Linked DNA regions of Mus musculus: all the other regions are linked to region 3. Evidence: chromatin loops called from intact Hi-C (ENCODE). Cell type or tissue: gastrocnemius. All regions are shown on one strand. Links, peaks and the distances in the headings refer to the core of each region. The heading gives the core; the rest is flanking DNA. Region 1 overlaps Gm281. Region 2 holds the start of Gm281. Region 3 has its middle 68 kb from the start of Gm5087.

Region 1 (10,298 bases), core at 1,278-9,277, 550 kb before region 3:
GATTCACTAAGTCTAGCTGCTCTGTGTAGAGTGAGCTCTATTCAACACAAAGGGTGGGGACAGCACACATAGGGAAAATAGGGAAGTTCAGTGTGTAGTCAGGAGGATTGTGGGAGAGATGTGGCTCCTTGGGTGGTCAGGCTTCTTATGAAATGATTGCAGGGTGGGCTGTATCACTTGTATGAGGTGCATGGCTCTGAGTAGTCTTCAGGTTGTAGGAGCCAGTACTGAATGCTTCATGGAGCTAGCTGTATGAGGTACACAGATCAACAGAGTTCTCTGCTGGCGGCAAGAGCCTATCTGGGTGGGCAGGTGGGTAGTGCCACCTGTGTGGTATGGCTCCATGAGGTCTTCAGGGGGTGGACCTGAAATGGTAATGCTAAGAGGGAAGGCCAAAGGGTTTTGTTTTTAGGGTGCCAACATAATCTTGTCAATTTCTAAGAAGTTCTGAGATTCTAGCCAGATTCTGCCTTAGTTAAAGACAAGAGTCAGTTGAAATTAGGAAAGAAAACGAGGAAAGAGGGAAAAGGAGGAGTAAAGAAGGCCAGTTCTGTGAGGTGCTTAATGACTCTTTGCTCTGAACACATTGTGATTTTGAGTGATAATTTCTCAATACTGCAGGGTAGATGATATTCATAGAAAACAATGTCACTTGGAAAGCCATTTCTATCAGCCTTTCACACAGTGTCTAACAAAATATATAGTGACTTGTAAGATGAAATCTACAACTGCTGTGACTAGACTAGGAAATATATATTGAGAATGATGGCCAATGATCTACATTGTAGTAATGGTGATCAGATGCCCATGAGGTTCAGACAAAGACATTTCTAATGGAATGACAGCAGTTGCTTTCCAGCTTTAGAAAGCATGGGTAGCTAGCCTAGTGTTTGTAAGGCTAGTAAGAGGGAAGACGGGGACCTGAGTCAAAGTGTGAGATTCAAAAATGTCCCCTTGATCAGTTCCCCTCTGTCACCTTCAGAGCCACAGCTATCACTTTGTAGATAGGTGCATCTCCCAAATTTGAAATTCTGAGAACTTTTGATATTCTAACATTTTTACTCTGATTCATAAAATAGTTTCAACCATTTAAGAATAATGGATATGAATCTGGTAAATTTGGGATTAAAATTCTAGCTCTGCCATTGCATGGCTGTGTCACATAAAGCCATTCCTATACTTTTAACTTTCTTCAGCGCAAAACAGAACTAGCAGTACTTTTTGCAAGCTCACCTGTAACAAAAGGTCTCAGACCCTCAACAATCATTTTACTATTCAGAATTCCAAGAAAAAAGGTACTAAGCGGGTAGTGTGCTTTTCCTCTGGGGCTTCACACATGAAAGGGTTTGGGAAGCCTTGTAGGAATGTAAAGTCTAGTTTTGTGTTTTCACTAAGGTGTTCAAGCTGCTCCAAATTTTGTTGTGGAGAATGCGGGCCCCCTCCTGGAAAATGCCTCTTATCATACACGGGCTGCCACGGTCACCATGTCTCTCTCACCTCACACTTCTCTGGTTGGAGATCCTGTTATCCTCAATGCCAGCCCCACAGCACATCCTTTTGTGCTGTCCTACAGATCCTCACATGTGTGGGATGTAAGTATGGAGGCAGATAATATTAGCATAACTCAAGAGATTTAAATGAGACTATCTTCTGTCTTACATTTTATTGCTTGTTTAGATGTGTGTGTGTGTGTGTGTGTGTGTGGTTTGTGTTATGCAGTTTAGGTTGGCCTTGAACTCCTGATGTCTTTTCTTGGCCTTCAAAGTGCAGAGATTATAGCATGTACTAACATGCCTGGCCCTCTTGCATGCTTTTAATTAATTTAACCTTTTATTCTGTGAGACTTTATGGTGTGTCAGACATTTTTAAATTCCTTAAGAATAACAAGGAGCAGCAGTTTTACAGGTACCTATTGAGGGTCTCATCAGATGCAAGGTAATGCCTTACTCTCAATGCACTTACTTACATATGGGGATGCCTGTTAATTAAGGAAATACACACAGAATAAAATTGCAAATATGATCTGAGCAAGGAATTACAAGTTCTCAGATAGGTAGGTGGGTGCCAGGAGCCATAATGAGACAAGCAAATAACTACCAGGTGATCATCCAGAAATGGCCTGCTTCAGATTATTATATAATCTGTGGCAGGTGTGCCCTTATTCAACAAGACTGTAAGGGATTCATTTTAGAAAAGATTCCTGCTATTAATATGCTTTTTCTGCTATTATTAAACATATATAACAATCCCTAAGAATAGCACACCCCTTTGGAGCAGATCTATGAAGAGGTACTGTCTAGTAGTAATGCTATATAGACAAATAAATGACTTCTTAAGTCTTAATGATGATCCATCCTATAAGAATTCCTAAAATTATATTTGTGATTATTAAGCTCTTTTATAGTGGGACTGCTATTAGTTCTTTTCTGACAGTCAAAACTGCAATGAGAACTCTGCCAGTCTCCCAAGTGTCACCAGTTAATTGCTCTTAGATAGTAACCAGACTTTTTCCTAATAAGAGCACATTCCAAGAGGTTGTAAAACAATTGACCAAAAGTCATAAAAAGGGAAATAACAATTTATTATAGGTGCTAGGACAGAAGATAAAATATTGACTAGCTTTATCTATACAAAGCTTCACTAATAACTTAGTTATGGTTTTAAACCTTTAGTGAACCTGTGGAGCTGAGACAGGTGATGGATGTTTAGCCAGATAATTACTCCTAATGGATATGCATGGAAACATTCTCTGTTGTAAACTTCTATTTTGATTTATGATTTAATTTTTTGTGTGAACTTGTGATGAACTTTGTAACATGTGATCATGTTTTCTGAAAGATGTGTAAGCACTGAGGACAAAGAGAGGAGAGGAAGATGGAGGAGCAGGTAGAAAAGAATTTTTCCTTTCCCTAATTTGTTTACTATTCCCCACTTAAGATCTTTCCGCTTCTGCTTTCCCCCTGAGATAGCTTTCATAGGTAACTTTTTACCACTCAGAAATAAACTCTGTAATCACTTCTCTAAGTGTCCCCTTTTCTTTTTTCCCCTCTGTACACTGCTATTATTATTTACATAATACAATATAGCATCAATGCTGAATAGCATGATTATGTGCAATACGTAAATATGAACTATCTGTACACATCTGCAAATCTAACTTAGAACTAAGGTACATAAAATTGAAGCAAAACTCAATGTTTTAATAAAAATAAACTAGGACTGAACACTGCAATAAATCAGAAGTAGTGCCTTGTGTACATACTTAACTATTTACAGATGAAAACAGGCATTACCACAACACTAATCTAACTATACTCATTTATATATAAAAAACACAAGTTTCATACATCACAAAAAAACCTTCCATTATAACACAGAAGTGATATTACCAGACAAGCATCAGTGGAGTATACTGACAGAGCTGCTATATGTGAAAACCAAACAGAGTTTAATTTCTTCTTGTAAACAAATCCCAGTGCAGTTCTGTGCTACAATTTTAGTAATGAGAATGCAGATATCTTCTGGTGCAGGCCAGCACAATAACCTTCAAAGATTATCTCAGGCACCCTGTTGTTGACTTGATGGTTTTACTTAGAACCAGTTGTGATGTTACCTTTCGCAGAATGTCCTAATTGACAGCTTTTAGAAGACCAATTTAACCAGGCTTACACATGGTACCAAATACCAGTTTTGTAGCTTTCTTCCTCCTTCCAAAAGTCATGTTGAAATCAAGGTGAAGTTTGACTATGGTAGTAGACTGCCAGTCCTTTTCTGGTGTACCATTTTATTTATTTATTTATTTTGAAATTTTTTTTAAATTTAATTTTATTTCTTTTTTAAGTACAGGCACATAACACTAGCCAAAGATTATACCTTGATTACATTCCCAAAAGGCAGATATGCTGCAAACATGCAGAGATTTCATTCATTTAGTTTGGCACATGGAACTAAATTTTGTTCCTAGTATATGTGTATTTCAATTTGTTGTGCATATTTTTGTCCAATTTTACTGAGGGGAGGCAATTCTGCCTGTAACAAACACCCAAACATCCTAAAATATCAATTATATAACAGACAAGTATAAAGCAAAACTCTGGAGAACATCAAAGGAAAATGGCCATGCATCTGCTCTTTAATGTTTTCCTACGATATATTAAAATAAAAACAAAGTTTCAGTCTCTTCACATGTAGTAATTTTATATTCTCTGGATTTTTTGAGCCACAACAACTAGATTTTCTTTTCTGATTTTTGCTGCAGCTTCTGCTTATAATCATATGGCCAGTTGTGCTTGTCAGAGTAATGGTGAAGTCCACAAAACAAATTTCCACATCGGCAGTCAACCCCTGTAAGGCCATCTCTCTTTCTACAAATAGAACATCTGTTCTTCTTTGGTTTGGGCAACTCAGGAGCTTTTTCTTCACTTTGAGAAGAACTGGGCTGAGAAACTGATGGACTGAGCTGAGTGACAACTGACTCTGACACCTCTGTTTTCGGGATAGTTAATTTGTCCTCTCATGAAATGCTCATTTCTGTCATTTGTTGAGTTACAGGCAAGGCAGCCACAGGCACATTTCTTGATTTTTCAGATGTGCTGCCAGCAGCACCTTCACAATTGTTGAAACTAGCATCTGCTCTCTGTACAGATGCAGAATCTGTTGGAACCACTAGATGTCCCCATTGGGCTCATTCTGCCACTATTCGTCTCTCAAGATGTTCTTCGTAGGAAACAAGAACACGTTCCATTTGTCCTAGGACCCCATAAAAGCCACATCCTGAACTACACAGCATGGGCACTGGGGTCTGGTTAGTCTCCTGAACCATATTTTTCTGCCTGCGGGGGCCCGGATGCCCTAGCGAGCTGGCGCGCGACGCCGGGCGGTAGGCAGGGCTGAGACCTCCGGGAAGGGTTGGCTAGCGGCCGCCGCGGGCCAGAGCGGAACGCAGGCCGAGCGCAAGTGTTCCTTTTTCTACCTGCAACTTCCAACTAGCAGGTTGAAAGTTAAAGCCACACCGTTCCTGCTGAGATAGAACAAAGGCCACATTGCTTAATCCTCTGCTGTTAAGATACAGGTTAGGTCACTTTTTTTTTTTTTTCCTTCAGACAAAGCAAGAAAGTTTTTAGGACTTTTTTAGAGATTATTATCAGCATTTCAGTACAGTAAGAGACCTAGAAAGCCCTGAGACTCTCAGACTTTTAAAGCCATCACCAGAGTCCTACTTTGTGACTCCACCACTACCCTCTTCGGGCTGGGAGGCTCCCGGCAGGTGGGAGTCCAAACAAAGGCATAAGATCTACTTAGTATTCTCTGAAGTAGCTTTATCTGAAAAGCATTCTGCAGACTGGGCAGGAATTGAATAAAAGAGGGAGAAAACATCTCAGGTCATGTGCAAAAGTCCTGTAGAAAGAAGGATCCTGAAAAGAGGAGACCAGATTTGAACAGGGAGTGTGGTGAGAAATCTGACTGCAATGGAGATAAAGGAGAGAGCCTGTGGAATCTGGGAGATTTGTTGGAAAGAGCTACTTACTTGCTAGTTTTAATAAAGCTAATTCTCCTACTGGGAGAAGTTCACATAGGCGCATTGCTCTTTATAAGATATCTGGGTTCCTTAAGACTCAAAGTACTCATACTGCAAAGCTATTGCATGCTTGACATTCACCTGGTCTTTCTGCATTGGCTCTCTGAGACCCAAAAGAGGACCCAATTCAGTGCAATAACATCTTTAACAGTTGAGCTGCCCTAGACTGGTTTAGTTTCAGGTTATGGTTAGCTCTTGTGTCCCTCAAATCTCAAACCTCTAAAAGCAGTGACTAGTAGAAGCATATTCCATCAGAACAAAAAGAAAACCAGAATATAAGCTTGAGCCCATGTGTACATTTAGAGACTTAAATCTACTCATAAGCTATTAGTTGAAGAAAGTCTCATGCACAAGCCATAGGAACTGCCAAGTCAAATGGCAAGCATCAGAAACATGGGAACTGCAGAGTATGGTAGAAAAGAAACATGATCTGCTAATGCTTTAACAAGATCACTCTAGCTACTGTGGGCACATATTCTAGAAGGACAAGGGAGGTATTTAATAGAACCAAGCCATGGCATTGCCAGCTCTTCAAACTTGCTTCCATTGTGAATCTGGTATTTAACACTGTCTTGTACTTATTCTCTGTTCAGCTTCTACTCTAAGCCCAGCTAGCAAAAATTCTGCTGAGACTCTAGCTTCTGCTCCTGCACTAAGCTGACAAGGCTGCTTTTCCTCTGTGCGCCTCCTCTTATGAGCACTGTAAACCTAGGGAATGGCTTACTTTAATGCATTTCTGTTCTGTTTCCTGAAAAATGAGATGAATGGTAACTTTATTACCTCACTTGAGCTGACAAAACGATTCTGTGAAATAATATATGTCAAGATCCATTTTGCTGTGTAGGCCACAATAAATAGTTGATACTTAGTATTTGTCTATGATAAATATGTTTATAATTCAGTATTCAGCTATGTTATAAATATTAAAGACACAATAAATGTGGCCACACTATTAAAATGATATCCTCACTAGATGTGAAAGTACATACCTTTTTTTTTTTTTTTTTTTTTTTTTTTTTTTTTTTTTGGTTTTTCGAGACAGGGTTTCTCTGTAGCCCTGGCTATCCTGGAACTCACTGTGCAGACCAGGCTGTCCTCAAACTCAGAAATCTGCCCACCTCTGCCTCCGTAGTGCTGGGACTAAAGGCGTGCATCACCACCACCCGGTGGAAGTACATACCTTTAATCCTAGTACTAAGAGCTGATGGTGTAGAATCATGAGTTTGAACAAGCTTGGAGTACATGTCTCAAAACAAAACCAAATTGTCAGGTGTGGTGGCTCACAGTTGTAATCCTAGAACTTGAGATGTTGTGACAGAAGGATTGTTATGATTGTTATATATATATATGAAGTCAACAATTTGGTCCTCCATCATTGTGCTTTTTTTTTTTTTTAACATTTTAGATAATTATCACTGGAGTACCCAAGCTGGACTTTGAGGTGGTAGCGCTCTATTCCTTGACAATATATGCCAAAGACAACCATGGGGCAACAGCGTCCCAGACCATTTTTGTCCAGATCGAAGATGTGAATGAGCCTCCTGTTTTCATTGGGTCACTTACACAGAAAAATCAAGGTACCAACGGTCTGTTTTGAGGGAAAGCAAGTACCAACGGTCTGTTTTGAGGGAAAGCAAGTCCTGAGGACACAGACGTAGGTCCTGTGCTCTATGTCTTATGTGTTTTCATGGTGTTCGGGCTAGAAGGTTAAAGGAGACTGACACTAAACAAACTTGGGCTTGTATAATGGCTCAGCAGCTAAACGGATTTGTAATGCAAGCCCGATAACTGGAGTGGTGACCCCTGGAACCTACAGTAAAAGTAGAGTACTAACTCCTGAAAGTTGTCCCTGGAACACCATACATGTTATGACATATACATGCCCCCCCCGCGCGCGCGCGCGCACACACACACACACACACACACACACACACACACAAGCTGATATGTATAGGTCCTGATTATGTATAGGCATCATCCTATAAGTGGATTGTTTATTTAACATTCACAGCACTGGAGGGGAAGTTCTTTTGTTCCCTTAGTCCCACTGTATAGAAAATAGACTGAAGTAATTTTCTTAATATTGAAAATGATCCATGTATCTGTTTTATCACACTGTACTAAAATCGATCTCTTAAATGTGTCTAGTTGTTAAACTAGAAGCTTCCCAAGACCTGTGATGAGGCTTTTTGCCTCACTCTTGACTTTCTTTCTCACTCTATGAAGTCAAATACCTAATTTTTACTTGTGGAAAAAATCCATAGTGTTCAGGTAAAACAAAATAGTTCAGATGTAGGTATGGCTACTAACTGGACTGAGTTACTTGTTTTGTGTGAACCTCAGACCCTTCATTGCTATGTCTTAGATGGGAACGATTCCCCAGGGAGTCATGTGCTCCAGCAATGGTCCCAGCTTGTGGCACTGGTTTTGGAGGTCATGAAGGACCTTTGGGAGGTGGAGCCTTGCTGGAGGAGGCAGAACACTTGAGGGTGGGCCTTAAGGCTTACTTCCCAACCACTCTCTGTTTCCTGTTAATGGCGAAGTGAGGAGGTGAAGTGTTCTCTTTGCACACATCCATGGCAATGGAGCATCCTGTTCCCATCCTTTCTTTCCATAATAGACTATGTCCCATCAAATGATCAGCCCAAACAAATCCATCCTCCTTATGTAGCTTGTTGTCAGCAATTTAGTCATAGCAAAAAGAAAAGTGACTAACAAAATCACCGATTCAACTGAGATGTCAGTCTTACCCTGAGGCGTGTCTTAGGGTTACTATTGCTGTGATAAAACACAAGGAACAAAAAGCAAGATGGGGAGGAAAGAATTTATTTGGCTTATCCTTCTGCTTTGTAGTCTATTGCTGAAGGAAGCCTTGACAAGATCTCAAGCAGGGCAGGAACTTGAAGGCAGGAGCTGATGCAGAGGCCATGGAGGGGTGCTACTTACTGGCTTGTTCCTAGTGGCTTGCAAGTCCTGCTTTCTTATAGAACCTACGACACCAGCCCAGGGATGGAACTACCTACAATGGTCTGGGTCCTCCCCCATCAATCACTAATTAAGAAAGTTCCCTACATCAGGACATATGGAGACATTTTCTCAATTGAGGTTCCCTCCTCAACATAAAGTTATACAGCACAATGCATACAGTGTTTAGAAGTGCCAAATCATCTGTGCACACGATCCGTGCTCCATAGATGTTAATGTCTCTTCTTTCTTTTTCTCAAACATTTGATGAAGCCTTGCATAGATTCAAGGTCAAATCATGCTCCTTGGACTTCTCAAACAGCTGTCAGACTGCTTGTGGGTAAATTCACAAAGGTTGTATTAACATTTAAGACTGTGTGGATATATGTAGTGTATCTAGGCCTTGAAGACCTCTTTTGTATCCAGAAGTACCACTTTCTTCAAAAAATGGAGCAGCAATAGGTATGATGTTCCCTTCTGGATTCAAGGGTCTCACATCTCCCAGCTTCATTAGATTCCCCCAAAGACATAGAAGTTTGAAGCTTGAAGTTACTATGACTGTCTTAAAACATGTAGCAGCTGGGAATGTGGCTCAGTGATAAAGCATATTCTTAGCATGTGTGAGGCCGTGGTTGTAGTTTCTAGCATACTCTCAACATCTATGGGACTAGGGAAAACTTGAGAAAATGTTGAAACAATGTTCATGTGGTGACTCTGTAAGCTTGGACTTGTTAGTGATTTTTAAATCTCAGAAGAACTAGAATGATAAAAACCATCAATGATGTTAAGTGCTTAGCTATCAATAAGTATTAAAATTGTTTACTATTGCCATTATTTAACATGATAAATCTCCTTCCTGTATGCATGACTGATGATAGATGACAACATCGTTGTCTATCATCATTATCGCTACTACTAGCTTCCCTGAAATCACTGTACAAAGCATCTGTACTGAGTGAGTACAGTTCTTTAAGACATTTATTATAATGTGTTAATTATATATAATAGTGGGTTTTATTATAAGATCTCATACATGTACATGACATATTTTGATCATCTCTACCCACTCTTATGCTTTAGTCACACATAATTGAATGAGGTGCTTTGGGTTGGTATTGGTGAGACCCATAGACTGACATTTATTGTACTTTTTTGGGCAGTTACTGAGATTTACATCACAGAGGACACTGCCTATGGCACCATCATTTACAGAGCAGCAGCTGAGGACCCAGAGGGTGCGGTGTTGGAGGTAATTTGTCTTTTGGAATAAAGAATATCAGTGCTTGGTAGTTTATATGTCATTATATTTAAAAGCAAAGGCATAAAACAAACGAGTTATTTATACTCTCCAATCAAGTCCAAAATGTACTGTTGCCTTAATTATTAGGACATTTCAGGTGAAAATGATTGAATTTAAACTTGAATTGAATTTCTAGGTAGTTGTTTCCATTCTAGTGCATCCACTTCTGTGTAGGCAGACAGCCTACCCCTAAGGTACTTTTAAAGAAAAGTATCAATCAATATCTTACGATATTTGATTTCACTTTTTAGGGACCTTGGCTGCATATATGGTAGAGAATCAAATCTAGGGTTTTGAGATTAAGGTATAGTTCAGAACATTAGGTCTTGTCCTCAGGAGGGGAAAGGGACTTGGAATCAAAGGGCTTCAGTTTACAGTCTGACGTCACTGTTGGGCGTTACTTACCCGTCGGCTTTGCTATTTCAGCTGCGGAAGTGTGCAAATGTCACATGACTG
Region 2 (10,298 bases), core at 1,551-9,550, 560 kb before region 3:
TGACAAATAGCAGTGGTGGGTAGTGTGTAGTGCCAGCGTAACAGGCTGAGGCTTGAAAGCTACTCATGAAGCAAAAGAGTTTCACAGAAACTCACTCCTGGAGTCTGGCGTTCTCTCTAAACCATACATTAATGTTCCATTCCCGCGTTAATCTAGTGTATGGATCCACATGCTCTCTTTCAGTATTATCCTATTATAAGTGCCTTTTAAGATTGAATTCTGACATAGCTAAAGCCTTCCGCCAGTGTTCCAACAGTCCTAGAACTTCCTTGAGCAAGACCATGGACTTGAAATTCAGTAAGAATGTTGCTAATCAGAATAGCCTCTGATACTACACTATCACTTTGAATAAAAGCTAAGTCACTCCCTTACACAGGAATTTACCATCACTAAGGAAGAAGGACGTTTCAGACCAAAGGAGAAACCAGAATAGATACTTAGAACTATAGCGAAGTTACACCCATACACACGTATTTACAATGGCCTAAGGGGAAGGTGGACTATACAATAGACTAAAATAGGAACTATGGCAAGGGCATGAAGCCCTTGACCCTGGCTTCTAAGATTAGTGAATCTTAGGTGGAGCCCTTGTTTATCCCAGTTGTTAACAATAAATTCTATCCCAGGTAGTTCCTGTTAGACCTTTTGTGTTTGCATTCCTCTGTTTTATGTAAGATTCCGGTTACCTCATTTGTAACTTGTGGATATGTCACACAACTTCCTTATTGTCTTCTGCATAAAAAGTATGATGCTCAACTTGACAGAATACATTCAGATCCAACAGAACCTCTCCTGGGTGCATCTGTCTGTCAATTCATCCGACGCTTTGCCCACCCACGACTAGAGACCCGTTCCACGCAGACAAGGGGGCCCAGAGGGTCTGCGGCAGTGTAGTGGAGCAAAGGCCACTTTATGATCAAGAAGTTGAGGAGGAGGGTTAATGGGGGTGGAAGGGTTGATCCATAATGCCAAGCTTGGGCATGCTTCTAGTGACTATAGAAATCCCATCAGCCCCTGCTCTTAAGGGACAAGGACATGGGTCTTTGGGGACATTCAGCATCCCAACCACAGTCCATCCTCACTTTACCCTTTTTCTTGACCACTTAATATTAAGTTGCCATCGGTTACCATTTTGTGAGAGCTTCTTCATGCTTGGATTGGTGAATAATCTGGGCGATGGAAGCTCCTTCACAAGTCTAGGCAGCAGGCCCGGTGCTTTGGACGGGGAGGCTTCCCTCTGCTCCACAAAGCTCTCCCTGCCAGCACTGGCTGACTGGCTTCCACACTTGCAAGACAGCATTTTCCCAACAGCACTCTTCATCTTCTTTACCAGGTTTCTCTTTGGGTTGCTTTGGCTTTCATGAAATCCCAAGTTGCTTTCATTCAATGATTCCTCTTTGAGGACCAACACATTTTGCTTGGCTAAGTTGGTGGACACAGCTCTATGCCATCTAAACAAACAAACAAACAAACAAACAAACAAACAAACAAAATGCATTAAAGATATTTTAAAAAATGGCCAGAGACATGGTTCAGTCAATAAAACGCTTGCTAGGAAGGCATGGGGACCTAAGTCCAGATCCCTAGAACACACATGAAATTATTGATGGGGGCATGGACACAGAAAAGTCATCAGGGCTGGCTGAGCAGTTAACCTAGTAGATAAACAGCAAGTTCCAGGATATGAGGGACCCTGTCCTAGGCGAATAAGGCAGAGAGCCATAAAGGAAGACAATTGACGCCCTCCTCTGGCTTCTATACTATAGCACACATATGCGCACACAGCAGCACACTCCACAACCTCACATGAACACAACTACTCACCAGTTCTAAAGCTGTCTGCTTATATCATCTAAATGAATACATGCAGTGTATAGCATTTCAAGCTTCTAACATTAGTTTGTTTCTGTTTCTGTTTTGTTTTGGTTTGTTTTTGTGGCTGGAGATGGAATCCAGGCCTTGGAATGCTAGAAGATGTTATACTAGTAACCCCTACCCTCTGCCCTGGGATGTGTGAGTTTTGCTAATATAGTTCTCTGAAGCCACTGTTTCCTTTCTTCTCATTGCTGAGTTGTATGCCACAACATGGGTATATCACACCGTATTTACCCACCCACTCATCGAAGGACATTTGAGTTGTTTCCATTTGGGGGGCTATGATGAACAAAACTATAAGCAACAGGGCATAAGCTTTTGTGTGAACATAAATCTTCACTTCCCAAGTATGACATCCCAGCTATAGCATGATATGATTACTTTGCAAAATCCCAGCTTGTTGCTTGCTACATTGCATGCATAGTATATTTATATGATGTACATGTTTCCGATTTGGATTAAAATAAATTAATGACCATTAAGATGAACTTCATATACTACCTAATGAATCTCAGGTACCAATATAAAAGTGTTGTTATCTTCCAGGAAAACACTGCTGCATCAACTTCAGAGACAATCACCCCAGGGAAGAGGTCCCACTGGGCACGTGGTCACTGCAGGCTGATGGCATCAGTCTCATTCCAAACCACACCTGCTGACTGTACAATTTGTTAGCTATTTTTTTTACAAGATTTAGTTTTTTTCATTTGAAAATGGGTATACTCTTACCAGAGATCTGAAAAAAAAAAAAAAAGAAATAGTTTCTATGTTACATCCTATTGAAGCCTTCAGTAGGTGACAGGCATTATTAGCCTGAGGATCAAATGAGGACACATATTCTAGAGGTGAAAGGAATGCAGCCTCATGGGCTAGACACCTCCCATCTAGGAGCAAGGCAATAGCTGTACATAAGCACCTTCTGGATTCACGACTCACACTGAGTACTAAGATTTCTGCATGGCTATGTTGCAATATGTTTCTTGTAGGTAGCAATAAAGTGCCCCAAAGAAGATACACTGTTTCCTTCCTTGCCCCAAAGTAACTTGTCAGTATCAACCTTCTGTGGACCCTCCAAGACCCTTAGTAACTTCAGTGCTTTAATAACTTTTGTTGCCATAAACATGTGCATGGCCACTCTGACACACAACAGAAATACATTTCAGGGGGGCTGGTGAGATGGCTCAGTGGGTAAGAGCACCCGACTGCTATTCCAAAGGTCCGGAGTTCAAATCCCAGCAACCACATGGTGGCTCACAACCATCCGTAACGAGATCTGACTCCCTCTTTCTGGAGTGTCTGAAGACAGTTACAGTGTACTTCCATATAATAAATAAATAAATCTAAAAAAGAAAAAAGAAAAAGAAAAAGAAAGAGTTCGGGGGCGGGGGGCGGGGATACATTTCAGAGTGCTCATGGATCCTGAATACCTTCCATGTAACTGATCAGGTTAAAAATAAAAAAAGAATACTTTGCTTTAAGCAGGCATCGGTGGCACACATCTGTAATCTCAACACTCAGGAGACTAACACAGGAGGACAGAGCACAAAGCCAGTCTGAGCTATTACGGAGAGAACCAGCCTCAGAAACAAGCAAACACCCATGTTGTGTCTTCTATCCTTTACCTACCACTGATTTATATAACACAAAATTAAAATGAGGCATGCTCCTAATAGTGTATGTCTGTCTTTACAGTTTTGCCTTTGACAAGAAATCCCAGGTCTAGGGCTCTTTTGATGTTTCCTTGAAGAGGGTTCAGTGGTGAAATAGGATTAGTAGACATTTCAGCAGTAAACATTGCTTTAGCAGGGAACAGAAAGCATTGATACATTTTCAAAATTCATTGGTGTGGAATGTGAGAAGACGAAAATACTGATACTGGGGGCTGGTGAGATGGCTCAGTGGGTAAGAGCACCCGACTGCTCTTCCGAAGGTCTAGAGTTCAAATCCCAGCAACCACATGGTGGCTCACAACCATCTATAACAAGATCTGACTCCCTCTTCTGGTGTGTCTGAAGACAGCTACAGTGTACTTACATATAATAATAAATAAATCTTTAAAAAAAAAAAAAAAAAAGAAAATACTGATACTGAAAAATTATATTCTTAATACGGACATTAATCTCACATGACACATTAAAACTCAAATCAGATGGAAAGTAAAGCCTTCTGCCTGGTAAAATTGAGACTTTAATAACTGCAAAAGATGACTTCGACAGCACTCCACATCCTGATCTGATGTAGCACTCCGTCCTCCTACCTACAGTCTATATTTTTAAATTATAATGTTTAAAGGAGATGTTACCTTTTCACAATGGATCTTGTGTAATGAAAAAAAAAAAACCCAAAAACCAAAAATCAAAAGACAAAAACAAAACAAAACACAAAAGACAAAAACAAAACAAAACAAAACCAAAAAAAAAAAAACCACCAACAACAACAAAAAAAAACCCAACCAACCAACCAACCAAACAAACAAAAAAAACCCACAAAAAACCAAAAACCAAAAGGTACCAATGGGAAACGAGGTAAGTCTTTGTTACCTACCTCTCTATCACCTTCCCTTTGAATGAGCCAGTTTTCCTATTGGGTTGCTGGATTCCTTGGTACTGGCCAGTCTTCCCACAGGCAAGCTTTAGGAGTTCACTTTGACAAAACGGAGGGCGCTCCATCGCTGTCACTTTCAGCTGTGCTTTGGATTTCTTTAGTGCTTGAGCGGAAAGGACTTCTAAAATTCATCCAGTGACTGAGATCACGGCTTAATTTTTGGTTGTTTGGAGCAAAACACACAGGAAACATCATTCTTTCTCAAGTGTTAGCACAAACATTTGTGCGACTGACCGTGTTTTACTTCATAATCCTCCAATGATGCATGTGACAGAAGTGTGGGAAATTCCCTGGTAACGTGTGAAATACTACATAGAGAAGGCACATTAGGAATAAAAGAAGTCACAGCATAATTGTTAATCACATTTAGATATCCGTATATGAGTTCTATAAGCAGGACGGTGCTCTAGGGTCTGAGTTTTTCTATTTCACCCCTCAGGAAGTCGAATGCTGTCCTATGAGGCACGAACCAAGAGGCCAGCTGCTGTTTGGCTGTCTCAGTAGTCACCGAAAGGGCTATTTTATTTCATCTTGAGTTTCTGTGGAAGTCTTTTAAAGCATGAAGCTAAAAAAGTTCAGTACCTGGATCATTTGCACAGTATTTCTGCATTTAACCCTTAAGAGCAAATACTGCCTAGGTGAGAACATTACCACAAGGTGGCAGCAGACACTAGGCTATAGTTTAGTCTCAGGCTTCATTGGCTCTCTGAGTAGCTGAGTTCAATAGGACTTGGTGCTTAAAAAGAAGGCCTCCGCAGGAAAGCTGAAGAAAGGTATATAATTTACTCTGGTTCCTGTGTGTGTACCCATCAATCATCCATATCACTGATGTGCATAGCATTTAGCTGAACATCTTATATAAACGCAGCTTTCAACTCAATACATTTGAGATCGGACGAAATAAACGCACACGATACTGATGATTTTGGTACGTGAGATTTTGTACAGTTGAATATCTGGGAGAAGAACTTTAGATGGAACAAGAGGCTGGGAGTATGACTTAAGACCCTCAAGACTCTGGGTTCAAAACTCAGCACTTAGAGAAAAAGCAGTAATAAAATGTATAACATTGAGGTGCTACTATGGTGTGTTCAGGACGGTACATCTGAGCTCTTGCTCCAGCCTTGGGCTGCGGCCTGAGTCTCGTTACAGTCACGTGATTTGCTCATTTTTTCATCTCTCAAATGGGAATGCTATGGGTGATAGCTATATAGTGAGATTCACGCGAAGTAGAAACTCTGCCGTAGCAAGTAAGACTCTCAGGAGGCAGAAGATTCCTGGTCCAGACTCTAAACCACTTCACTGTGGCGGAGATGCTTTGGTCACGAGGGTGGAGCTCTGTCCAGGTCTAGTTTTCCTCTTGGCGAGAATCATGGGTATTAGAATAAATAGATATACCCGCGAGCAATTCCTTTAACCAGAAGTTTTCACATAATAATTAGTATTGAATCTTCATTTTGTTGGATTCAATCAAATGAATGGTTGGCTGTGATGAGTTTTATGGCAGGAAGAGAGAGGTATTTTTATTCATGTGAGTGAGTGCTCATGCCTCTCTGTGTACAAGTGTTCCCTTCTCCAGTAGGTCACGGAACAACCCTAAAGCATGTAATCTGGCTACCGGAAAAAAAAAAAAAAAAAAAAAAAAGTCAAGGGAAAAAGAAGGGCACACGAGAGAGATAGCAGTTCTGCAGCCAGTCAAGACTTAAAACCTAGTTTTATACCTAATAAGTTCTGGAACCTTAGGAAAGGGGAGAAAACCTCTGAGCCTCATTTTTTGTGTGTGTGTGTGTTTAAAATATGAATAATCAATGGCACCTCCCACCCCCCCCCCAAACTATCTTAAAGTGCTATGGGACAACCTGACACAGACACAATGAAAGGAATAATTTCAGCTAATTAAATGTAGGCAATGCTATGAAGAAAATACAAGAGGGTGATAAGGTAAAGAGACAGGATGAGGGGCAATGCTGGCGGGGAGCACTGGGGTCACAGGGTCTGAAAGCCGAGCAGGGAAATAGCTGTGTGAAGATCTTCATGGTTCAGGCACATGAGACGAGAAACAGGGTGTGTACATGATAAGCTAGAGAAGTCGTCTGGGCCAAACCAGCTTAGCACTAGAAACCAACTTAGTGGTCCTCGCTTTGTCTTCAGAGGGAGGGGAAGGGAAGTTAGCAGGCCTTATAAGGAAGTGGTCCATGTATATTTTTTTCTGCAATGGTATCTAGTCTGGACAGAAGTTACTTAGAATTCCTGCCAAGATTACAATTCTCACACTCCAGGAACTTTTACAAATAAGTTGATTTAGGAACTAATGAAGGATTCTAAGGCCACCATAAAAAAAGGGACCAAGGAAGACCTCTTAAAGCGGTGACAGCTGAGATGAGGCATTTTATGTAAAATGTGACAAACTATGCTAAGAATTGGAAGAGGAATTTAAAGAACAAATAACCACATAAGTAAGAATTGGGTGGTGGATGTGTCTGAGGCACACATGGTGGCAAAGACTAGTGTGTCAAGAATGGGAATGTAGGGGTAAGGGAGACAAGTGTTCTTATGTCTTAAAAATAAAAATTACTGCTCAGAAGATGCACTGGAAAGGGAAGACAGCACCTTTGGAAAAGGCATCAGGGAGGTAACTAGGTTTAGGGTCCAGAGAGTGATGAGGAGTTCCCCAGGCAGGTGGAGAGAGTCAGAAGAGAGAGAGACAGAGACAGAGACAGACACACAGAGATAAAGGCAGACAGACACAGAGAGGGGTTTGGCTAGAGAGCTAGGGTATTATAATAGTCTAAGAACACAGATGTTTGAGGCTACAATGATGGCCAGCTATTAATGAGTAAGGCTCACAACTAAAAACCAAGAGTAAAGTAGATTCACTAAGGAATATTCAACAGAGCTAAAGACACAAACCACAATTTCTCATAAAGCTCATTTTCTTTTCAATAGCCCTCACAGCACATGGCAAGGATCCATCTCGATGTGAGCACTTCCTGGCCATTTGTAGATGTCCCTCTGAAAACCAATCCATCTACAACAGGCCAAAGTCTGTTTCAAACACAGCATTCCTTGCTCTCAACGATATCTTTCTGTTGAACACACATGAGATTGCATAATCTTATATCAGTAACCATAGCAACAGTTGACTTCTATAGAGACAGCAATCCGTTGAATTCTCTAAATTAGATTGCAAACATGAATTTCTGCAGGAACCTGGAATGGATTTGTGAGAATCAATGGGGTGTAATAGGGAGGGGTGGGAACTCTGGCAAACTGTAAAGTATTGGGCCAATCGAATGTTACAGAACCACGCATTTGGGAGAAAATTTTTGAGGATCGAAATATGATCTCCAGCCATAGTTGGCTCCGAGGTCAGCTCTCTGCTGCCTTTTCCAGATATTTTTGGGTGAACTCTGCAAGCAGCCATTGGTAGTCTTGGAGCAGGTCCTCCTTCAGGTTAAACTTGAATGTCATAATATAGAGTGGCTCTGGCTGGGGGCTGCACTCAGGCTGGTTTTGCATCTCCTTTCTAATCTGCTGTGCTTAGCAACTTGAAATCCCTCTGTAAATCTGGTAAACTGGCTCTTGGTTTTAAACTGGGGTGTAATGAATACATCAAGCAGAAGAGAACAATGAGGGGTGGGGTCATTAGTGAGTGAAATCCTTTTGAATCTTAATGAAATGAGTCCAGTGAGCACATTTCCTGAAAAGCTTCATCTTTTGGCTACCCCCTACCTCCCCACTTCAAACACCTCCCCTCTACTCTTCACCCCCACTGCAAATACCCACTTCAATTCTCCACCACCCACCCCAAACATCCCCTTCCAACCTATTCCCCCACAGCTCTCTGACTCCTGAATCAGAGATTTTCTTCCACCTGGCTTAAGTAAATCCAGTTGCTGGAGCTTTAGCCTCACAGGGCAAAGGTGTCACTTTACAGATTAGGTAAGTGTGTACTTGCTGCCTAGAAACAGGTCTCGATATGGTGACTCTGCAGGAAGCCTGTGATCATCTTAGAAGTTAGCCAACTGGAACAGCATTTCTGCAGCAGCCAGAGCCCTTGATTCAACCATGCTTCCTTCCCAGCTCTTCTTTGTACTGCTTGCTGCCTCAGGTTAGTGTTTGCATCATTGTTACTTAACTACGGAAGCAATAGTCGGAGTGTCTTCCTCTGGGTTCCTTTTCACTTGCTCTAGAACATTTGATGGGGATAGTCTTTTGAACTCAAGGGCTCCCGGGTTGTACCTCATTGGATAATCTACCTCCTTATCAAGATATTTTCACAGATGCAGTTTATAGATGGGCATCAGAGCAAGTTCTCTGGGAGACAGTTGGCCATTTCTACTGGTATCTAGAATCTGGAACCTCGGGAGACAAACTTCTACCCGTGGAAGATTTACCTAATGAACTGCACAACAGTGAAAGATGTTTGTGGCCCATTTGTAACTAGGGGAAATATTGCCAGAAGGCAAAATAACTCATATGCTAAGAATGTAGCAAGGATTACTTTGGAGATTACAGGAAGAAATGGTAGAGTTGGAAAAATGGGGAAGACTATATAGATGATTTAAGTTGTTTTCTATTTCATATATTTTCTTACTGATTAATGTAACAGATTCTACTTTGCATGAAAAGAACACGTAACATGTCTTACTAATACTTTATTTAACATGTTGAAATGATATTTTAAGTACTTTGGATCAAGTAAAATCATCTTTACCATCTTTAAAAAAGATTCAACAATGTTCTTAAAACAACAACAACAACAAAGTTTCACTTCGTGGACCTGGTAAGTCTGGAATTGAATAGGTAAGCCAGGGTGGCCTTGAACTCACAGACATCTACCTGCCCCCTACCTCTGCTTCCTGTAGCACACAGAAAGGATTAAAGCTGTGCCTGTCTGTTTTGATTTTTTTTTAAACATTTATTTATTACATGTAAGTACACTGTAGCTGTCTTCAGACACACCAGAAGAGGACGTCAGATCTCGTTACAGATGGTTGTGAGCCACCATGTGGTTGCTGGGGTTTGAACTCTGGACCTTCGGAAGAACAATCGGGTGCTCTTACCCACTGAGCCATCTCACCAGCCCCCTGTTTTGATTTTTGTTGAAAGATTCTGACAGAATGTAAAAGGTCACAGAAGCCCTCAAATTGGCAAAATAGATTTCATTGTTAGCAGAACTAGCTTCACTGATTTAGAAAAATAGAGGTGCACAATGCTCTGGCCACTCCTAGAACCCATGTGTCTGCCAATGTTCTGACCGTTCCTTGAACCCATGTGTGTGCCCACTGATGAAGCCCATTGCCAGGTGTTTGTGATATTGGTTGCTGGGGAAGAGTTAGAAAATCTCCCCAGCAACCACAGCCAGGGCCAATCCAGAGTTGCTGCAGCTGCACCAGACTCTTTCCTTGTACCCCTCCCATACCCATTTCTTGAGAATAGACATTGTTAGATCTGGAAATCTCCCCCTGCCCCCCGAGGGCCTATAAAAACTGGGACCCCTTTCCCCTCAGGGCCGATTCCTCTACCCCTGAGTGGGATATGAGTCATCTCCAGAGCTCTGGCTCCCCCCCCCCCCAATAAAGCCTCATGTGGTTTGCATCAAGCTTGGTCTCTCGTGAGTTCTTGGGGGTCCGCTATTATCCAGAGACTTGAGTGGGGGTCTCCCTTCGGAGGTCTTTCATTGTGATGGGGCCTCATTCTATAGTTTAGACTGCCCTCTAACCCACAGTCCCTGGCCTCAGCCTCTTGGCTAGGACAATAAACTTTTGCCACTCATTTGTATCCACATAAAACATTCTTAAGATGAATGGAATACT
Region 3 (10,298 bases), core at 838-8,837:
CTACAGGCAAATATCCAAATGTCCACTCCAGTCTGTGTGGACAAAGGCTTGGTAATTCACCAAAAATGTCTCACTAGCCACATAGTGGCTTCATGAGCAAAGCCAGGATTTCCAACTTAGAAGGTGGCTGAGGGCATCTTTCTAGTAGGCAGTCTCACTAGGTCTCAGTCACTGTGAGGAAAAGTGACTAAGATGTCTCATTACCTTCCCAGACAGACTTCTCAATTGCTAAGGTTGTAGCATCTTTTACTCCTTTAAAATGTCAGAACATTCTCTCTCTCTCTCTCTCTCTCTCTCTCTCTCTCTCTCTCTCTCTCTCTCTGTGTGTGTGTGTGTGTGTGTGTTTGCTTTTATTTTTAGTGTTGGTTTTTCAAGACAGGGTGTCTTTATTCATCCCTGGTTGTCTTGGATCTTGAATTCACAGAGATTTGCCTGCCTCTGTCTCAGGAGGGTTGGAATTAGAGACATGCATCATGACACCCTCCAAAATATTTTCTTTATGCTCTTCTAAACAGATTAGCACTTCCTAGACACACACAAAAAAATATTCTGTGGTTCTCTAATTCATCTTGTATATATTAGGTGCTTAATAAAATGTCGATCAACAACACAAAAGAAAGGGAGGTGTAGCTTAATAAAGAAACAATGTTGTTCATCACTGTAGTGCAGGACCTGGCGTGCTGCCCTGCACTGAGCAGATGCTGAGGAACTAGCCGAGAGTGCTAATAAGGGAATACATCATCTGCACAGACAAGTAGAGAGCCTGGATTGTAGTTAACCTAGACTGCCTTGAAGAGATTGCCCAACCCAAATGCATGGGATAATAACTTGCCAATTATAACTAAAATCACATGTAAAAAGAGAAGAGAGTTTGCCTGCAAACCTGGGTGCCTGAAGCAGTTTCCGGTCTGGCTGCCCATGATTCTGCTTTGTCCCATTAGCTTCCAGTTGCCTAGCAATGAATTCCCTTCTGGCTTCAGTTAGCAAGGGGGGGGGGGGTGTCACTCTGTTGCTTGCTGCTATGTAGTCCCAACAGTTAAGAGTTGTGCTTTCTCAGTAGACAGGAGTGGACTTCGCCCTTATAAAGCAAAGGTGGAGCCCTGGATCCATGGGTCTCACCCTTGACCTGCTCATCAGATGTCCTGATACAATCTGCATGTGAGGCAAACTGCTCAGGAGACTCTACAATGTCCTTTTGGGAATAACTCGAGGAGGGATGGCCAACATAAGATGTTATCTCTTGAATATAAATGGCACAATTGCATAGGTAAAGGAAATGATGGGTACCAGAAAAAGCCTGCTACTCATATGGTCAGGTGGTGGTCATCTCTGGCCACATTCTAAGCCTCTGACCTTAGTGACCACTGCAGTCTCACAGTATCGTTGCTCTTTCTACCCCAGGACCTTTGGACTTGCTGCCTCTCACTTACAATTTCCCCGAAAGTCCTCGCCTTCTGAGAACACTATACCACAGAGCCTGTTAAAAGCCCACACTGTGGTCGCAGCACCCCAGCAGGTGTTTCTATGTGATCAGGTCACTATGCATAAATCTAGCTTCCTGCTTCACCTTTCTTCCACACAACCATAACAGTTGGGGTGGGTCAGGCTCGCTATTTCCCTTTCTCAGTCCCTAGAGTTTCATTGCCAAAGCAGATTCTTGACAAATAATGTTGACTAAGTGGGTCCATGGGTTTTAGATACTCTCTGAACACCATCCCATATCTACTACTCAAAAAACTGTGGCCTTAGGGACTGTAAAGCTCACATTTACCTTTACAAATCTGTCCTCTCATTCCTAAGTGCAACTGACCATTATCCCTAAATTTGTTTTGATTCCTTTTGCTAGAAATAGTTAAAAGGACCATTGTTTCAACTTTAAACTTCCCCATCTAAAGAAATCTGGCCAAAAGTTTCGTGTAGCAGTGAAGAAACAACAATCTCTCAACTCCTAGGCAACAAGAAAACTAAGCTAAGAAGGTGCCTCCTGAGAGGACCCTCATGCTTTATTTGAAATGTGCTCATGCCCTCTACTGGCCATGTACAGCGTTGCAACTTGAACTCAAACTGTCAAATCCATTAGGCACGTGCCTGTAAATGTCCTGTTCTCTGGGATCAGATAAAGAAAGCAGATGAAAAGAGTGAGAACCGCAACAAAGAGATGACCTGGCTTTTTGGTGTCTTCTCATAACACAACAAAAAAATCAGAGGTATCTACTGCTCACTTTAGAATAATTGAAGAAACAAACATGATTAAGTGAGAAAGGAAAAAGAAAGAGGAAGGAAGGAAGGGAGGGAGGGAGGGAGGGAGAGAGAGAGAGAGAGAGAGAGAGAGAGAGAGAGAGGGGAAGGAAGGAAGGAAGGAAGGGAAGGGGGGTGGATCCAGCAGGTAGACAGGAAGCACAGTGACTGGGTGGCACTCAAAGCCGGGAGAATGGATATGAACTAAATGCGGGGCAGTCCAGTTCCTAATGTTTAGAAACAAGGGAGAGACCTGAAGTGATCACAAAGAAAGTACCTTAATCAGAGGTCATGGGGTCACTGAATGGTAGGGGCTCCACACTTTGTAGGCTAAATGATTAATCTGGAGGAACTCCGCACATCATTCAGGTCCATGCATGCACACTTCCTGCTGTGTGCTCATTATTTGAGTGTAAATGTCCTTTTTCACTTAGCACACTCCACTCCCTGATGGCCACCCTGCTCAGGCAGGCGTTTTGCTCGTGTGGCCCCACAGGCATTTGACTCTCTGGATAGTCTCTTCTGAATGTTTTATGTAATTGCAAATACATTGCTCTTCTCACCCCTTCACACACACACACACAGAAAGAGAGAGAGAGAGAGAGAGAGAGAGAGAGAGAGAGAGAGATGCATACAGAGTGTGCTTCAGCCACCTGCATTTTCTTTCTCTCACCTTCATGGTATAGTCAGAAGTCTCCATGTACCAAGAAAAATAGACTCGTCAAACCCAGGGTTCCCATTTTGACCCCTCCCCCAGCCCTACCACATGCAGTGGATGTGGCATTTGGGGCTGCAGTCTTGTTGGCATTTCTGGGAGCTCGCATGCACGCTGTGGAGAGAAGGAAAATGTTTCCCTCTTCATAGATGTAAATCACTGGGGGGGGGGGGGGGCGGAGGGTGTGCATCAAGAGGATTAGCCTGAAAAGCTCCTCCCCCTCCACATTTGGAAGTGCTGTATATAATTCCAAATGTGAAGATTTTCATCCCATCATTGACTTCCTAAAACACTGTTGCTGCACCACTAAAACCAGGGATGTTCACAGTTCTTGCCAGCATAGTATAAAAGACCACAAACACCTGTATTTTAGAAACAAATGACAATATTGAAGAATACCTTATACCAGGCGTGGTGGTGCACGCCTTTAATCCCAGCACAGAGGCAGAGGCAGGCGGATTTCTGAGTTCGAGGCCAGCCTGGTCTAAAAAGTGAGTTCCAGGACAGCCAGGGCTACACAGAGAAACCCTGTCTCGAAAAACAAACAAACAAACAAACAAACAAACAAAAGAATACCTTATATTATAGCTTTAGCTAGCTTACCTGTGTTTGGATACACTTGATTCAGGGGTGGACATGGCACACACCTTTAAACCGGCACCCTGTAGGTAGAGACAGGCAGGTCCCTATGAATTGGAGGCCTAGTCTACATAGTGAATTCCAGTCCAGCCAGGATACAAAGAGAGGCCTTGTTCCAAAAAAACTTGATGTAGCGTCTTAATATTTTGTCTTAGGATTTTATGAGGTGAAGAAAAAGGAAAAGAAATCAAAACGAAAACAAAAGTTTAAAGAAAAAACAAAAACCAGAAAAACATGCTGCAGTAAATGCCACTTAGGTACAAAGGACATGGCTGTTCTGTCGCCACCTACTGGTCAAAAGCTGGGAATGCTTACAATGAAACCAAAACTCCAATTATCAAGATAGCAAAAGTTAAAGAAGATGCACCATAGCTGGGCATGGTGGCACACGCCTTTAATCCCAGCACTTGGGAGGCAGAGGCAGGCGGATTTATGAGCTAGAGACCAGCCTGGTCTACAGAGTGAGCCCCGGGACAGCCAAGGCCACGGAGAAGAAGACAATGTACCATACACTTAGCACTGCCATAGTGGCTACAGCAGCAAGAGTTCTGTAGTCGCCCTTCATTGCTGAAGTAACCTGGGTCTGGGGCTTCGGTGATGCTCTTGATGTCCCTCGCCCATCCCTGAAGATCCCAGGTGGGCGAGGACACGGGCAGAGGCATCACAGTCTTTCAGCTAGCATTCTGTACTCCAACAAGCAGCTGAGTGTGACAGAGGAGCCGACGTTCAACGACAAGACAGCGTACTGAATAATTAGTCCATGTTCACAGGGACCAAGCAGATCACCTGGAAGGCAGTGTGGTCGCCTCAATACCAAGCGCCTGGGTGACCCTAGTGACTTTAATTCTAAATAAAGGTTTAGATTTTACTTTTTATTGCTGTATAAGGTGGGTCGTGTGACCTGTGCTAGAGCAGCCCCCTTTTCAGTCTGGAAAGATAGTCAATGTCACCTCCCCTGGCTCAAACCCAATAAAGTGATCTCATTTTAAATAAATAAATAAATAAGGACAAGGAGGAAGCAATAGTTCACTTACAAAAAGAAAACAGTGGGTGTGAAATCCAGAGAAAAGGCATTCAGACACTATCTCTAATCTCTAAGGATCCAATAACTGCTCCTGAACAAAATTCTCAAAGGACATCAGAGCATAAGGACAGTGGCCAGAGAATGATGCTCTTCAACTTCAATATCCGTGTCTGCTTACGGCCTTAGCATGACACTAAGCTGTTATCTGCAATGTGGACTTAGAGTAGCCACCAGCTATTTCTGTAAGGAAGTAGATTGCTAATGGCCACTTAAAAGAAACGCAACTAGACAACATTGAGTCGGTACTTCCGTTCTCCCAGCTCCTGGGAACTGAAATAAAAGGGTCATTGATGCAGGAGTTTGATGCCAACCTGGGCAGCCATGTCTAACAAGGACAAAAACAACGTTTTTTTTTTTTTTTTTTTCTCAGTGCTGTGAGGTGAACACTGTTACTGTTGGCATCAGGACATTCCAAACCTATGAGGTAACAGCAGACCTGTGACCTGCAGACCGGTTGCTAAGACAATGGCCCCCATTTTCCCAGAATCCATTTGGCTTACCTCCCACCCTTACTTGTGTTACGCCCCCTTCCTTCTTTTCTCTCTCTTTTCTCTCTTTCTCGTCTCTCCCCCTCTTCTCTCTCTGCTATCCCTTTGTCTCTCCCTTCCAATAAAACCTCTTCCACATGGAACTGCTCTGGCCTAGTGTATTGTTGAGACACTACCCACCATTCTAACACATCAGTTATTACTCTAGAATTTGAGCAACAGAGTTCTAAATATTAGCATAGGGAATGACTACCTACTGTTTCCTCTACAGAATCACTCATGAAATAAAAGGAATATCCTTCCATTTATATCACTAGAATGCCTCTCACAGGAGCCCTTCGCTAACAGTGTTCTGTAGAAGATGGGGCACTTCTTGAAGCTAATAGAGTGATACACTTGGTATTATGAGAAGCAAGAGAACATAGAATAACTTCTACCATACTTTCAGTTCATGACCTCTCAATTATAAAGACCAATCCTACTTATAAATAATCATTTAAATCATCTAGAAAGGGGAGCAATAACTAGATTTTCTGTGTGTAAAATCTCTATATTAAAGTCAAGTGAATCTGCCAAATGGGTCAGCTGTAAAGTGCTTTATGCAGAGGTCTAACCACCACAGGCCTGGACCAAGGTAGAGAGAGAGAACCAACCACCAGAGGTGTCCTGAGAGTTAGAATGACATGTATAACAACCCAGGTGTCACCAAAGAAATGGGAGAAAGTAGCTCAGCTGGCAACATCTTTTCTGCAAAAAGTAGTGTGGCAGAACCGAAACTGGGGGAGAGATTTACTGTTGTTGTTGTTGCTGTTGTTGTTGTTGTTGTTGTTGTTAAGACGCTGGTGATAACTGTCTTTTCCCTGGTGGCTACGGTCCAACTTTGGTATTTCCAGGGATTTGACTAGTTTTAAAAGAATGAATGTTATAATGAGCATATTAAAAAACAAAAGTGCCTTTTAGACATGGAAAGTTAGTGCAGTCAATATCCCCCACTACACCCAAGGCTGCATCTGATCATCAGAACTCAGTGACATCACACACTCACAATCCTAAAACCCCATGATACCCATTGGACAGGATAAAAGCAGAAACCAAGAGCAATGCTCTGCCCTGCACATTTGGAGAGCTCCACCTTGATCTGCCTGGTGGCTGGAGAGTCTCCCAGAGGAGCTTGACTCTCATACCAGGACCCAACCTTCAGCTAAGATACATCCACAGTTGAGCAGCCTTGGTGAGATGGGCTTAGTATCATAGGAACTTAGAGTGTGAACCTTGTGTGATGACTCTCAGCATATTAAAATACAGTTTGTTATACCAACTACAGGTGTCCACCTTTTTTTTTTTTTTGAGACAGGACAGGGTTTCTCTGTATAGCCCTGGCTGTCCTGGAACTCACTTTGTAGACCAGGCTGGCCTCAAACTCAGAAATCTGCCTGTCTCTGCCTCCCAAGTGCTGGAATTAAAGGTGTGTGCCACGATGCCTGGCTCAGGTGTCTACCTTCTTGTTCACAATAAATGCAAAGGATCAAAGGAAAAAGGGAGGGGTAGGCCCTTCCAGGCCATTGAGCTCTGGGAAAGTAAGGGACCTTTGGGTAAAGAGAAGCTGTACTGTGTGATAAGATCAGAAGATTTGCATAAATGTTGTACAAGCAGGGATATTAAAGGTGCCAGAGATTTCTGACACATTGGCTTTTGACAGGAAAGCTATTTTTGAGAGAAAGACAAAGCAAAGCTTTCACATGTAGCACACTAGTGCCTGTGCACTCACCTGGGCATACTAATAAATGAAATAGAATTTCATAAAAGAGCAAAAGAATCAGAATAATACATGACTGCTAATTGCTCCAGTAGCATGTTATTGATGCAAAAATTATAAAGTATTTTAATTTTAGATTTGTTTATTTTATGTGTATGAGTGTTTTACTTACATGTGTGTCTGTGAGCCCCATGTGTCTGTGCCAGGAGTTCTAAGAAAAGGGCACTGGACTACTGGAACTGAAAAAGTATAACATAAAAACAAACTTCTAGGCCTTTAGGCCCAGGCTTGAGAATGTGACCTTTGTGACTCAATGCTCCAAGGTATGCTAATAATAAAAAAGATAGAGACATTCCTCCACCCACCTGCTTCCAGGGTTCAGGGAGTGTTCATTCAAAGAAAATCACCCTGACCCACCCTGACCACTGCTGGAACCCACCATGCAAAGGTGTTATTGTTAGAGGCTCCTAGAAAACTGTCTTGACTTTCCACTTCCTTGTGTCTCTTAACTGGTATTTTTGGTAGTTTTCAACAACGCCCTCCCCACCCCCTTGAGTTGTGGTTTCTTCCTTTAAATACCCCCTTCCCCAGCTACTCAGGGCGCCATGGTCCTCTAGCCCTGCGTGGTGTATGACTGTGGGCCCGAGAGCACTCTTGAAATAAAAGTCCTCTTGCAGTTTTCAGCAAGACCGTTTCTCGTGTGTGATTTGGGGTGTCGCCTCTCCTGAGTCAGAACGTGGGGGAGTCCTCACGTTGTGGGTCTTTCAGAACTGAAGTTATAGGAGGTTATAAGCAAACATGTGGGTGCTGGTACCAAACCCAGGTCCTTTGCAAGCTGGAATAATCCTCCACTCCAGGAAAGTATTTCAAATGTGAGGAGCTCTTAAGCTGTGAGGTGACTCAAAGGTTGTCTATAGGACAAAAATCTAATGAATGCATGGGAAGAGTCAGAAGAGAGCATTTTCAGGGTTACACTGGCAAAGGCAGAAGGCAACATCCCAAGGATCTGCATGTTTAGATACGTGTGACTATGTCCTTCTAAATCCAGGCTACCTGGATGGGTCACACAAGTGGAATGAATACCTTAGGCCCTGGTCTCAGTGGGAGCAGAGGATCAGGAGAAAGAATTAAAATGAGGGCTCCCCAAGCTCTTTTCTCTAAGGTCATACCAGCCAAGTTGTGCCTCACACTGGAAGCTGCTTTTCTTCCCTCCCCCTCATTCTTTCCCTCTGTCTCTCCCTCCTCCTTTTGTGCACCAAGGTTCTGGGTAAACAAGCTGATTGATGGAACAGAACTTCTGTGACTGTGGAGAACTTGCAATGTTGTAGCTCCAGAGCCAAATATCTCCAGTATCGTTAGCTTTTTTTGGTGGGTGGGAAGGAACCAGTGCTGAAACTCAAATCCACTCTGATTAGACTACTTAAGTGCCCGTCACACTCATCACTAGATAAGGAGAGAGGAAGTGTGGTGGACAATTGGGTCAAATGTAAAAGGACTGCTGATACTTTTTTATAACACACACAAATATACACACACACCCCAACACAATACACATGCACACCATACTACATATGCCATACACATACATATATGCACACCATCTACACACATAACTTATTACACACATACACTTCCTTCTTTTAAAGTAGCAGGCTTGTTACCAGAGCCACACTCTGATGGACAGAAGAGGTTCATTACCTTTCATCAAAATGTTAGGCAGGCAGAATCTAAAGTGAGTTTTACAATAAGAGAGAAAGCTCTTCCATCTATGCAGCTTTGAAACTGATTGCAAATGAGTTGCCTTGGAGCAGTTGGGCTAGCAGTAATGGTGTGCATCTGTGAGGCTTCGCTCCAGGCGTGGCTGCATTTACATCACTAAAAACTCTGCAATTACAGCTCAGCCCTTCCTTTCCGGCAGACAGAAATTGCAACAGCAGGTTTCCTGCCTGGATTACCACCAGCAGCCAGAGTCAGTGTCCCAGACATCTGTAGCACATTAACCCCTACCCTTGTTATCTTTCCACTCTGAACAAACCCTCTGACAAAATATGTGGCCAAAGCTTTTCCAACCTTCTTAAGTTGAACAGCAAATCATAAGCCTGCACAGAACAACTTCTGATGGAGTTAGCACGGTATTAATAAAACCCGTGTTGGACTTTCTGCATCTCAGTGGTTCCTTCCACAATGCAGCAGAAAGTCTTGTGGGACTCAGATGGCTTTGATAATGTCAACTCCTAACCTATGTGCTATAGGACATGCTATGGCAAACAATGTCAATGGTACAAAATCAATAAATCATTTTAATATACATTGTTATCCATATATGAATCTGCCCCTTTCACTCACTTCCAACCTTTCCCTCCTACTTCCTATATCCTAGAGAATAAGAGGCAACCTGGATGGCTCACACCAGCGGATTATATACTTTCTGCCTCGGGTTGAGTTCAGTCAACGGCAGGCCAGTAGAAGATAGTGATTGATAAAGGAGAGAGTGAGGTTAACGTGGCTGCTCCCCAGGTTATCTGATAAAGATGTAACTAAACAGGAAGAATTCAGCAGGCAAACAAGGATAGCTGTTGCCCTGAAAGCTCAATTCCACAACAAAAACAGACATACTTATGTTTTTCCTCAAGCTCAGAGGTTACTGAACAACAGTAATTTCACAAGATGCCATAGTTTCAAAGATAGCAATTTGTCAGTTAAGCCTGCCTACTTTGGTAATCTGGCTGAAGCGAATATAGGTTCTTTTATTCCAGATTTAATGATTAATATTATTTTTTCTGTCATACAACATAGCAAATCTATCTGTCTGTCTATCTATCTATCTATCTATCTATCTATCTAATCTATCATCATTTTTATTTATTTATCATCTATTTATATCTCTGTATCTTTATATGTATCTATAATCATCTGGTTTACCAAATGAAAATGGCTACAGCAGAGTCTCAGTAATGCAATGGGGTATGTGTTGAAAAAACAATAAGTCCACAGCAGTTTCTGAAGAAGAAGCTGCAGTTGTGGAGATCAAGCCATAGAGAGTCAATGTTCCTGGAAAAGACTTAATCACGCACAAAAACAAAAGGGCAGCATCCAGAACCAGGTCTGGAGCAGAGATGACAGGTCCAAGTTCTGGGCCAGCAGATGGAGGGGCAGATAGCAAGCAGTCAAGTAGGCCATATTGACAGTGAAGGCCAGAGAAGGGGGAAGTTCCAAGGACACTCAGAACTTCTCAGCCTGTTGGTTCTTTGTAGGCTTAGATTTTTCAAAACTTAATAAGGGTTCTTAAATGTTTCTACCTTCCTTCTAGCCCACCACTCACCAGAGGTAGCAGAAAAGAAAGGTTAATAGGAAATGAGGGTTGTGGATCTGTTTAGA

Evidence for each region. Hi-C counts contacts between places; a loop is a spot of excess contacts. Peaks named below come from ENCODE experiments on the same cell type or tissue, not always from the same donor. Only the 100,000 strongest peaks of a DNase experiment are listed, where the experiment ranks them.
Region 1: it touches region 3 in a loop (9-fold over the local background); 40 of 42 quality-filtered maps call a loop at or near these places.
Region 2: it touches region 3 in a loop (10-fold over the local background); 41 of 42 quality-filtered maps call a loop at or near these places.

What each region holds. Positions count from the first base shown.
Region 1 is chr14:13,896,366-13,906,663 of GRCm38, reverse strand. Gm281 reads left to right here. Exons shown (of 15, transcript XM_011244864.1): 2 at 1,396-1,592; 3 at 6,984-7,155; 4 at 9,703-9,791. It also overlaps the pseudogene Gm18576. Among named protein-coding and RNA genes, the nearest start is that of Gm281, 13 kb to the left of the region's middle. In gastrocnemius, for the core only: a CTCF peak has its summit at 4,670; DNase peaks (open chromatin) are centred at 4,718 and 4,847; H3K4me3 peaks cover 547 bases; H3K27ac peaks cover 375 bases.
Region 2 is chr14:13,912,690-13,922,987 of GRCm38, reverse strand. It overlaps Gm281, which reads left to right and starts at 8,467. Exons shown (of 15, transcript XM_011244864.1): 1 at 8,467-8,590. The coding sequence starts at 8,548. It overlaps Gm11100 (predicted gene 11100), which reads right to left and starts at 4,544. Exons shown (of 5, transcript NM_001370907.1): 1 at 4,420-4,544; 2 at 1,129-1,451. The coding sequence starts at 4,544. In gastrocnemius, for the core only: a CTCF peak has its summit at 5,111 (motif pointing right); a DNase peak (open chromatin) is centred at 5,147.
Region 3 is chr14:13,347,910-13,358,207 of GRCm38, reverse strand. It overlaps a transcript of Synpr not described here. Among named protein-coding and RNA genes, the nearest start is that of Gm5087, 68 kb to the right of the region's middle. In gastrocnemius, for the core only: CTCF peaks have their summits at 2,041 (motif pointing left) and 3,867 (motif pointing left); DNase peaks (open chromatin) are centred at 2,034 and 3,940.